Linked DNA regions of Homo sapiens: regions 1, 2 and 4 are each linked to region 3. The links are chromatin loops, found by intact Hi-C in ENCODE. Cell type or tissue: Calu3. All regions are shown on one strand. Region 1 has its middle 99 kb from the start of ARMCX2. Region 2 has its middle 130 kb from the start of ZMAT1. Region 3 has its middle 22 kb from the start of ARMCX6. Region 4 has its middle 41 kb from the start of TCEAL2.

What was found. A loop is a pair of places that touch in the nucleus more often than their neighbours do. Peaks named below come from ENCODE experiments on the same cell type or tissue, not always from the same donor. Only the 100,000 strongest peaks of a DNase experiment are listed, where the experiment ranks them.
Region 1: a loop joins it to region 3, with 7 times the contacts of the local background. A loop is called at or near these places in 24 of 110 quality-filtered maps.
Region 2: it touches region 3 in a loop (13-fold over the local background); 84 of 110 quality-filtered maps call a loop at or near these places.
Region 4: it touches region 3 in a loop (4-fold over the local background); 11 of 110 quality-filtered maps call a loop at or near these places.

Annotation. Positions count from the first base shown.
Region 1 is chrX:101,758,040-101,760,539 of GRCh38, forward strand. No RefSeq gene overlaps it. Among named protein-coding and RNA genes, the nearest start is that of ARMCX2, 99 kb to the left of the region's middle. RefSeq lists an enhancer at 1-545 and a silencer at 1,112-1,281. In Calu3, no CTCF peak of the experiment used is centred here; a DNase peak (open chromatin) is centred at 1,162.
Region 2 is chrX:101,798,482-101,800,981 of GRCh38, forward strand. No RefSeq gene overlaps it. Among named protein-coding and RNA genes, the nearest start is that of ZMAT1, 130 kb to the right of the region's middle. In Calu3, no CTCF peak of the experiment used is centred here; a DNase peak (open chromatin) is centred at 1,060.
Region 3 is chrX:101,594,870-101,597,369 of GRCh38, forward strand. No RefSeq gene overlaps it. Among named protein-coding and RNA genes, the nearest start is that of ARMCX6, 22 kb to the right of the region's middle. In Calu3, no CTCF peak of the experiment used is centred here; a DNase peak (open chromatin) is centred at 1,422.
Region 4 is chrX:102,083,927-102,086,426 of GRCh38, forward strand. No RefSeq gene overlaps it. Among named protein-coding and RNA genes, the nearest start is that of TCEAL2, 41 kb to the right of the region's middle. In Calu3, no CTCF peak of the experiment used is centred here; no DNase peak of the experiment used is centred here.

The sequences.
Region 1 (2,500 bases), 160 kb after region 3:
TGATTTCTCAAACACTCAATTATAATATATAGCTCATTTTTTTCTCTTGCACAATCCTGGGTGGTTGAGGGGCAGGACAGGTAAAATTTAGGTAGGTGAGATCAGAAAGATGTGAAGGGATTTAACTAAAGTTGTCACGGAATTACTGGGTTAGGTCTTTTACTGGGAGGCAGACAGACCTCCTGACTTAAGTGGTCTCTCCAGAAACCAAAGTACTGGCATTGTTCCTATGAATACCTTGCTTTTTAAGGGAACAAAGGAACAAGGATTCTCTGACATTGACATGTAGAAAGTAAAATAAGAGGACAGGAAAGCACATGAAACATAAGAAGTGCATGCATAATATTATTATTTTTAAAAATCTGCCTCCACCTGCCTAGAAGTTCCTGTGCTCTTAGGAAAACTCTGACTCGAAGCATAAAAATGGTTCCCTTTTCAGAGAGGGCATTGATCATAAAGGGCCACAGGGATTCTACTGTAAGCTCAAAACTGTCCCAGAAATCTATCACTTTGTTCTGGCAGAAAGGGTTCAATGGAAAGCTTATTTTTTATGAGCATTCATTACGTCTGGATCACAATTAGATCTCAATAAATATTGGTTAATTTTATTTGCATTGAACAGAATCTTCAGTAAGGTCTTATGGGTCCTGATCAGCTATATCCAATGACAGTTGTTTTGATAAAGTTGACTACAAAGATTAGCAAAACCATGAATCAGAGAACTGAGCTTGGCAAGAGGAGACAGACAAAAAACAGAGAGAGGAGCTCAACATACAGATGAGCCAGATATTTCACCATGTCACTACTTCATCCCTGAGGAAGTCTTGTAGAAAAAAGTAACACAGCTCAGAGGAAAGTGTCTGTTCCTCAGAATAATTATTTATTGAACGAATGAATGAACAAGGGAGATGCAGACTTGGGAGTCATCACCAGCAAATAAAAGAGAATGTACCCTTTCTATATTTTTCCAGACATGAACATTTTTCAAATATATTTTGGATCATATTATACATACTGTTTCATAATCTATTAATAAGTCACAATGATTACTAGTGTTTCTGCTTGTAGAAATAGATACTTTTCTATTGCAGCAAAGATACAATATTGAGATAATTGCCACCTGTTGGTCAAATGCAGAGCTACATCTCTGACTGTCTTGGAGGAGGCTCCGTAAAGATTTGAGGAGGGAGGGGCCTCTGGCTTGACCCACCAAACAGGGCTTGCTGGAGGCTTGAATGGCACAGGCAGCCCTTCCTGCAGAATCTATTGCTGCTTGGCTTTCTGAGCTTCTGGCAGGAAGTTTCACCCTTATCTCAGATCAAGAGAAAGCTGCCAGTGTGAGTGTCTCTTGAGGGAGTGTGTATCAGTTTTGTGTGAGTGCGTTTGTGCGGATATTTTGTATTTTGGGTCATAGCCTTTTAGACACGTTTGCTTTATACTTACACTTACTCATACATATAAGAGTATTATCAACGACAAATGGGACAGATTATATTATACATAAAGTATGCAATCTGGTTTTTATGCTTAATAGGGAATACCTTTCGAAGCGAGTGTTTCTATAACATCAGTTGTGTGAATCAGATCGTAACAAAATTTTTCCTGTGCTTTGAAAATTTTTATTTTGATTACTTTTCTGAATTGCAAAACGAATACATATTTGTCTTTTAATGATATCAAATCATGCAGAAATGTGTAAGTGGAAAATGAAATTGTGCTTTGTTTACCCTCTCAAGATAAACATTTTTAATGGTGTGCTAATATATTCTACAAATGTTTCTATCCCAATATAATGTACTAGCATATGTAAGTACTTTTATATAAAAGCCCTAAATATGTATATACACGATATAGATGTACACCACTCTATACCTATTCTTCAACAAAGACAATGAGACAACATGTTAATCTGTCCCTTTCCTTTTTCCACTTACGAAATCTTAAAATTTTTGTTTGTATTTCTTTGTTATTGTGTTTGGGTTGTTTTTCATCGGTTTGTTGGGGATTTATATTGCTTTTTATGAAAATTAGAAGTTACTCTGTATCCATCCTCTAGTAGTCAAAAAGAATTTTTTATATGAAAGATGACTGTACAATTAATTGTTCAAACTGACACTTAAAGAATAATTTCAACTGTTATTTTAGATTCGGGGAGTATATGTGTAAGTTTGTTACCTGAGTATATTGTGTGATGCTGAGGTTTGGGGTGTGATGGATCCTGTCACCCAGGTACTGAGCATAGTACCCAGCAGTTAGTTTTTCACCCCTTGTGTCCCTCCCTAACTTCCGCCTTTAGTAGTCCCAATTTAGGTTGGTTCCATGTCTTTGGTATTGTGAACAGTGCTGTGATCAACATATGAGTGCATGTGTCTTTTTGGCAGAAGGATTTATTTTCCTTTGGATGTATACCCAGTAATGGAATTGCTGGGTTGAATGGCAGCTCTGTTTTAAGTTCATAGAGAAACCTCCAAACTGCTTTCCACAGTGGCTGAACTAACGT
Region 2 (2,500 bases), 200 kb after region 3:
ATAAGTGTTTGGAAGTTTCTCCTTCACACTCTCTCTTTTCCTGCCACCTGGTGAAGAAGGTACTTGCATCTCCTTCATCTTCCACCATGATTTTAAGTTTCCTGAGGCCCCCCTGACCAGCCATGTGTAACTGTGAGTCAATTAAACGTCATTCCTTTATAAATTATAGTCTCAGGGAAGTTCTTTATAGCAATGTGAAAATGGACTAATAGAGGATACACTGCTTATTACCTGGATGATGAAATAATCTGTACACCAAACCACAGCGACATGCATGCAATTTTCCTATATAAGAAACCTAAACATGTACCCTGAACTGAAAATAAAAGGTAAAAACAATAAAAAGAAAGCATCCGAAACATGCCACTTCTTTAAGTGATATTAGAAATGTTAGTTCCAGAATTCTTCATTCCATCAACGGGGGATTTTGATGTAAAATGAATGGAATAACTATATTAAGGATTATTTGAAAATATACACAGAAAACATGCAATATACACGTATTTATGTAACTTGTGAGCTTTGGTGTTACTTTTTGTAGCATATGCTTTCCTTTGGAGTTTGGAAGAGGAAAAGTTATTTGTGCCATTTCTTTTTATTATTTAATGAGTTATCCTGCCTATTCTTTACTCTTCAGTTTAACATTAGAGAAACACACACTCACTCCACACATGTAGAAACAAATTGCAGTCGTCTTTCTCCAAATGAGTATGTCCTGCAGGCAGTTGAAAATGAGAGTCTGGGCTTCAAAGAAAAGAGTGGGATGGACAAATGGACTTGAGTTGGCAGTGCCCAGCCCCCCCAAAAATACGTACAGAATGGAAGAATAATTGTGAGAGACCCAGCTTTGGAAGTCATTATCAAAAACTAAAACAGCAATACACATTCAAGTTTTTTCTCTCCACATGAATTTTTCAAATATATTTTGTATTATTCATTTCATATTGTCTTTGTCTCTCTTTGCAAAAATTGTTACTTTTCCATCGCAGCAGATGTGGACTATAGAGATAATTGCCACCTGCTGGTCAAAGCCAGAACTACATCTCTGAATATCTGGGAGGAGGCTCTGTAAGGATCTGGAGAGGGAGGGGCCTCTGGCCTGACCCGCCAAACAGGGCTTGCTGGAGGCTTGAATGGCACAGGCAGCCCTTCCTGCTTAATCTATTGCTGCCTGGCTCTCTGAGTTCTTGGCAGGAAGTTCCACCCCTGTCTCAAATAAAGAGAAAGCCACCAGTGTGAGTGTCTCTGATAAACTATATCAGCGCATGTTTGTGCATGTGTCTGTATTTTGTATTTTGGGTTATATCCTTTTAAACACAGTTGATTTATAACATGTACTTATGCACACGGCAGTATTATCAACAATAAGGGGGGGCCAATCATATTGTAAATACAATGTGTAATTTGCTCTTTTAAAAAAATCTCACCGTTAACTATGAATTCCTTTTTAAAAATTAATTTCATTATAAATTGTAAGATGTACAACATGATGTTATAAGATACATATAGTAAAATGGTTACTGTAGTGGAACAGATTAACATATCCATCATCATCTCACGGAGTTTCCTATTTTCCTTCTTTTGGCAAGAACAGCTGTAATCTACTCATTTAGCAAAAATCCGAATGCAATACACTATTATTTACTATATTCCTCATATTGGACGTTAGATCTTTTGATTTGTTCATCCTACATGTTTGCGCTTTGTATCTTTGATGTATACATCTCCCCATTTCCTTCTCCCACCCTAACCCTTGTAACCGCTATTTTCTTGTCTCTCTCTATATTTGACCTTTAAAAAACATTTGACACATAAGTGGGACTGTGCAATATTTGTCTTTCTGTGTCTGGCTTATTTCATTTAGTATAATGACCTCCAGGTCCATCCTTGTTGTGGCAAATGGCAGGATCTCCTTGTTTTTTATACTACATTATTTATATTACTAAGTGCAAATTGCTTTCCAGGTCAGTAGACTTATACAAAATAAATTCCTGAGATTAGATTATAATAAGTTTTTATTTTTTCACAAATTTATAACAATTACTTTCCTAAATCACAAAACTAATATATGTTTGTAATTGAAAGAAACTGAGCAAAAGACATGCTAATGTGGAAATGAAACAATCCTGTATCTACCTCCTTCACTCTGCTGAGGTATCCTTTGTTAATGGTGCAGAGCATATTCAACAGATGATTTTTTTTCTCCATAGAAAGAAATGTTCCTGAGAATATATATGGAAATATGTATGTACAAAATACATAAAGATGTACAATGTGTGAACATGTGTTATGAGATGAATGTTTCTATCCTCCCAAATTTACGCATTGAAGCCCTAGCTTCCAAGGTGATAGTATTTGGAGGTGGGGCCTTTGGGGTACAATTAAGTTTAGATTAGACCATGAGAGTGGGACCCTCATGATGGGATTGACGCCCTTATAAGCAGAGGAAGAGAGAGAGAGATCTCTTTCTTTCTTCACGAGTATGCACCAAGGGTAATGT
Region 3 (2,500 bases):
AATTTTAAAAAACTTTAGGTAAGCAGAATCATACAGTATATATTATTTTGTGTCTAATTTTTTGCTAACATCTGTGAGAGTAATCCATACTGTTGCATGTAGAGTATTCATTGCTATTTATGTATGTACTATATTTTATGTATCCATTCTATTAATGACGGATATTTAGATTGTTTCCAGCTTGGGACTATTATGAATAGTGCTGCTATGAACATTTTTATACATGTCGTTTGGTAAATATATGCATGCATTTCTCTTGGGTGTAATGTCATAAATTGTGCACAGTTTTACTCTGAAAACAAAATTAGGGGGTAGAGCCTGGAGTATAGTGAACTCAGCAAGGCAAATTCTATCTCATGGGGGCCTGTTGGGAAAACTAGGTGGTCTTGTCCAAGAGACCGCTCTGTTAATTTCCATGTCCCACTGAACTTAACACTTGACACTTCAGCTAGACTGTGTATTGCCTTAAATACTATTCTCAGAAATAACCAGTGGTGTCATTCTAGCAAGTATCACTCCAGAAAACTCCTTATACGTACAAAAGGCATAAAAAATCTTTTTAAAAAGTCATTATTTCCAAGAAAAGTGAGCAGAGGCAAGAAAAATGTAATTAAACATATTTATCTCTCCATGCCTTGTTTTATGAAATCTGCTTTTTTCATGGGTCTAAGCAAGATGATGGATATTAGTTGCTGAGGGGAGGGGAAGTAAAAAGACGTGCTGTTGCCCAGTATTCTAGGATGAAGATAAAGAAGTATAAATACAAAGAAACAGTTGCTCCAGGAGAAGATAAGAAAGTATCAGAATAAGTTTTGTCTCTGGAAATCAGAGAAAAACAAATTCCAACAAAATGGTAATGCACTTTCTTTTGGATTCCAGGATTGGTGAAGAAAAAAAAATGAGTAACAGGTCTGGTGTGCTGGGGGGAAGAGAGAGAGGCAGGCACACTCTTGCATCACTACTGGTGGCAACCATGGCTCATTAGTGACATATATCTCAGGTGACCAAGATCTGTGGGAAAGTCAAATCTTTTTGATCCAGCCATCAGCTCTCTGCTGTTGACCTCAGAGAGGCACGTTTGTAGATGAGTGAAGAAAGAAGAAACTGCTCTGGTTATGTGCAGGGTGGTGTGAGAATGAGGATTGCCTGGGAAGTCTTAGGGTCAAGATTGGGACAGAGTCATCTTCCCCTACACTCTCGCCCCACCCACCAGCTTATTTTAGTTCTCTAAATGGTGCATAGGATCGGGGGAGAGTTGGTGTTGCGGAACCGAGAGTGAGAGGTGAGAAATGTTTGACAGAGTCCAGAATCAGTAAAAGGAACTGTGGCCTATCACCCAGCACTGTGTTCACCCACCCTACTGATAGATATTGGTTTGTTTGTCTGTCTGTAGGGGGCAGTGCAACCCAAGAAAAAGGAAGAAGAAAATTACAGGTTATCTGGCAGAGACTGAAGAAAGAATGTATTCCTTCAAGGATATGTGGAGCCAGAACCTGTCACAAGAGGGTGGTACACACAAGTGCTAAACTAGAACTTGCCCTTCTACTCCTGTCCTGTTTTCGGAAAACCCTTAATCCCAATCCTTTATGGCTCTGGGAAAGCAGTGTCAAAATCTATAGCACAGAAAGGGGAGTGAGGTGAGGTAGATCAGAAAAGTGGGCATTCATAGGAGAAGGGCGAGGAATAAAGTGGCAGGAGGCCAGGGTGGGGAAGATGGGTGTGCCTGAGACCTAAATGGGAGACTCTGGAAAGTTATATTCCTCACTCTGGAGTGGATGCACCTGAAACTTATGTGTCAATGCATTTACCAATCTCTATCCTCTTTTCTCTGTCTACCTGTAGACAATAATCTAAGTAAGGGAGGAAAGAAATTGCTCCACAGAGTGTGATATGCTGGAGATAAGGGGTGGAAACGAGGCGTCCGAGGCAGACTACAGAGTCCAGAGGCAATTCAGCTTCTCCCTCTCACAGCCTTTGTTTTTTTCTCCTCTTATATTGGTGCTGGAAAAAGATAAATGCTGCACCTGTGGGAAAATAGTGGAAATGAGCTTGAGGGAGGTTAAACCCCAGAGGAGGAACATTTGAAAATTAAGACCTTCAATCCGGAAATAGAGATACTGATACCCTTGTATCCTGTGCATTGACATGTCTCTTTGGGGAGACTCATCTGAAAGCTTTATGTGTTTGCATTGCTGCTAGGTCCATGTTGGATGGCAATTAGATTGATTGTGTCCAGGAAAAGAATGTCTAACAATCTCCTTCCTAGAATGCCACAACTAGAGCACCTTTTAAAGAGTGATGCCCATCTGTGACTTGCATTAGATGTGGGATATACTCAGACTGACGAATTTGTGAAAGAAGATATGGAAGTCTGGTCTACAAGTTGACACAGTGTTCATCCACTTATCAGAAGAAGGCACAACCAAGCAAGAAAAACAAAAAGAGCGTGGGAGCTGCAGACAGTGGGGAAGACAGGCAAGGTCCATGATCTTCAGTCAAG
Region 4 (2,500 bases), 490 kb after region 3:
AATGCTTTGAGGTCGGTACTATTACTTCTTTTCCATAGATGGGGAGATAGTCCATCCCAAAGAGCAAAGTAAATGCTCAAAAAATCCCAGAGAGGCATCAAATGGACACTGAGACCAATTTAAAGGGGGTTCCACTTGCCAATTCTGGGACTATTTGAGCATCAAAATATATAATGATGGTAGCAGATGGTAACCCTTTGAGCCAACTAGAAATCTATGAGTTGTACTGATAAAAATACATGAATGAAAAATAAACAAGAAAGGAAAGCTCTATTCTAAAGTCAAATCCAACTAATAATTCTAGAAAGAATAAAAGAATTGGAAAAGCAACACTTGCACCAAATCCCCCAGCAGTCACTGGGTCACCATGGTAACCATGTTGGCCAAAGAAAGCTGGGAAAAAGAAAAAATTACCCTGGTTTGTTTTTTAATATGTGCTAGGAACTGAATAGGACTCTCTCTCTCTCTCTCTCTCTCTCTCTCTTTCTCTCTCTCTCTTTTTTTCTCTCTCTCTCTCACGCACACACACACACATACACACACACACACAGATATGCACGCACATGCTCTCTCTTTCTCTCTCACCGCCCAGTAACCTATCTTATTTCTGTGTGGTCCCCCCCTAGATGGAATGTAACTCAAGGACACCCCCAGAGCAGGACATCACACTCACTGGGGCCAGGAGGGTCTACAAGGACCCATCTCTCTTCCTCGAGAGACATTGGACACTGAGCCCCAAAGCAAGAATGAGGTGACTTGGATCTGGGATCCCTTCATCTCCCCACACCCCAGGGCGTTTTAGCTCCCATTGCGGGGCACTCGCACTTTCAGCTGAGACAAACACCTGAAGGCGAAACCCTGCTCTTCTTACCAGGACACCAGGACACGTTGGTCTCTATTAAAAATGTATCATGCTTGCCACAATTGTGTCAAATTTCTATGGCAACCCAGATGCACTGGCTTTTCCTTCACAGTGGAAATGCCCCAGTATAGGCATTCCACCACTCTCCTTTTGCTGAAAGCGAAACACCTTTACTCTTCAGGATACAGACTGACAAAACTTACTAATTGAGAGGAACTAGGCTAGGACCCAGGCAATTGGCAGGACTCTGCCCAATTTAGTGCAACAAAACATGTCCCTGTAATCAAGAATTTTGTTTTCCTTAAAAAGAGACAGCGGTGGGGCAAAATAAAAAGAAAGAGAGAGGCAAAGATACAATAGGGGAGTATTACAAAGACCTAAGGAGGTATCCTACGACTCTTGGAGATACACTAGCCCTCTGATGGGTGAACAGGTAAAAATCACAGCAATCTGTGGCAATAAACTAAGAGACTACCTGTAATCATGTAACTCAATTATCTAGGAACACATGAAACTGATTGATGGTTTGATGGAGTCCCTCAGCAAACTCATCTTGCAACACAGAAATTGCCCCCAAATCTTCATTTGTTATGGAAATGTGTGTACCTTCTACTTTCTGATGCTACATTTTCTGGTGGTTTCTATGGTACTTATGCTCTTTGGTTCACATCAAAGTCATCGCTTCTTTGAGAGGTAGAGAAAGGTGGGCCAGGACAAACATTTGTTTCAGTCCTACCACATACCATCTACTCCATACAAGATTTTTCATTTTCACCTCACAAAGTTCTGTAAGATAAGTATCAGGGGTCCTGGTTTACAGATGACCAAAGGCAGACTAACAGAGGCTAAGAAACAATTCCAGTAACATACATGAAGTAAAGGGCAGGAATGGGGCTCTAATTGTTGCCTTCATCACAATATACCATTTATTCTCTCTCTCTTTTTTTTTTTTTTTTTTTTTTGTGGAGGACGGGGTCTCACTATATTGCCCAGGCAGGTCTCGAACTCCTGGGCTCAAGCTATCCTCCTGCCTCTGCCTCCCTAAGAGCTGGGATTACAGGCATGAGCCACCGCATCCAGCACAATATACCATTTATTCTCAACAGAGGCAACATCGCCCCCAAGGGGCTAAAAATTAGTTCTTGAGGGTGTAAAGATCTTAGATAGAATCATGGTTTGTAGCCTTTCAAAAGACCACAGTATATAAACAGATATATTCTACATCTCTGATATCAAACACTTTACGTTCTGTGGATGGGGCTATAATTAGAAAAAATTGTCTAAGAAGCCTCCATAAAGGGGATGAAAATGAAAGGAGGTTGAGAAACATTGTACATACCTAATGACCTCTTATGTAGGTGATGGGCCACAAGGGCTTAGAAACTGGTCACTTTACACTCCCTCATGGATGCTCACTACTAAACAACCACTCTTGATGGTTGTGATGGTGGTGATGATGATGATGGAGATGAAATCCTGTCCCTTATGCCAAAATAACTGGGCGTGTCAGGATTATGTGAATTGAATGTTTTTGTAGGTGGTAGACAGGGTCTCAGTCAGAATAGATGTTTTCTCTGGGAAAGATAATCTAGAAGGTAGAATATTAATGTTTACAAAACTAATGAGAGCAAGTGGTAC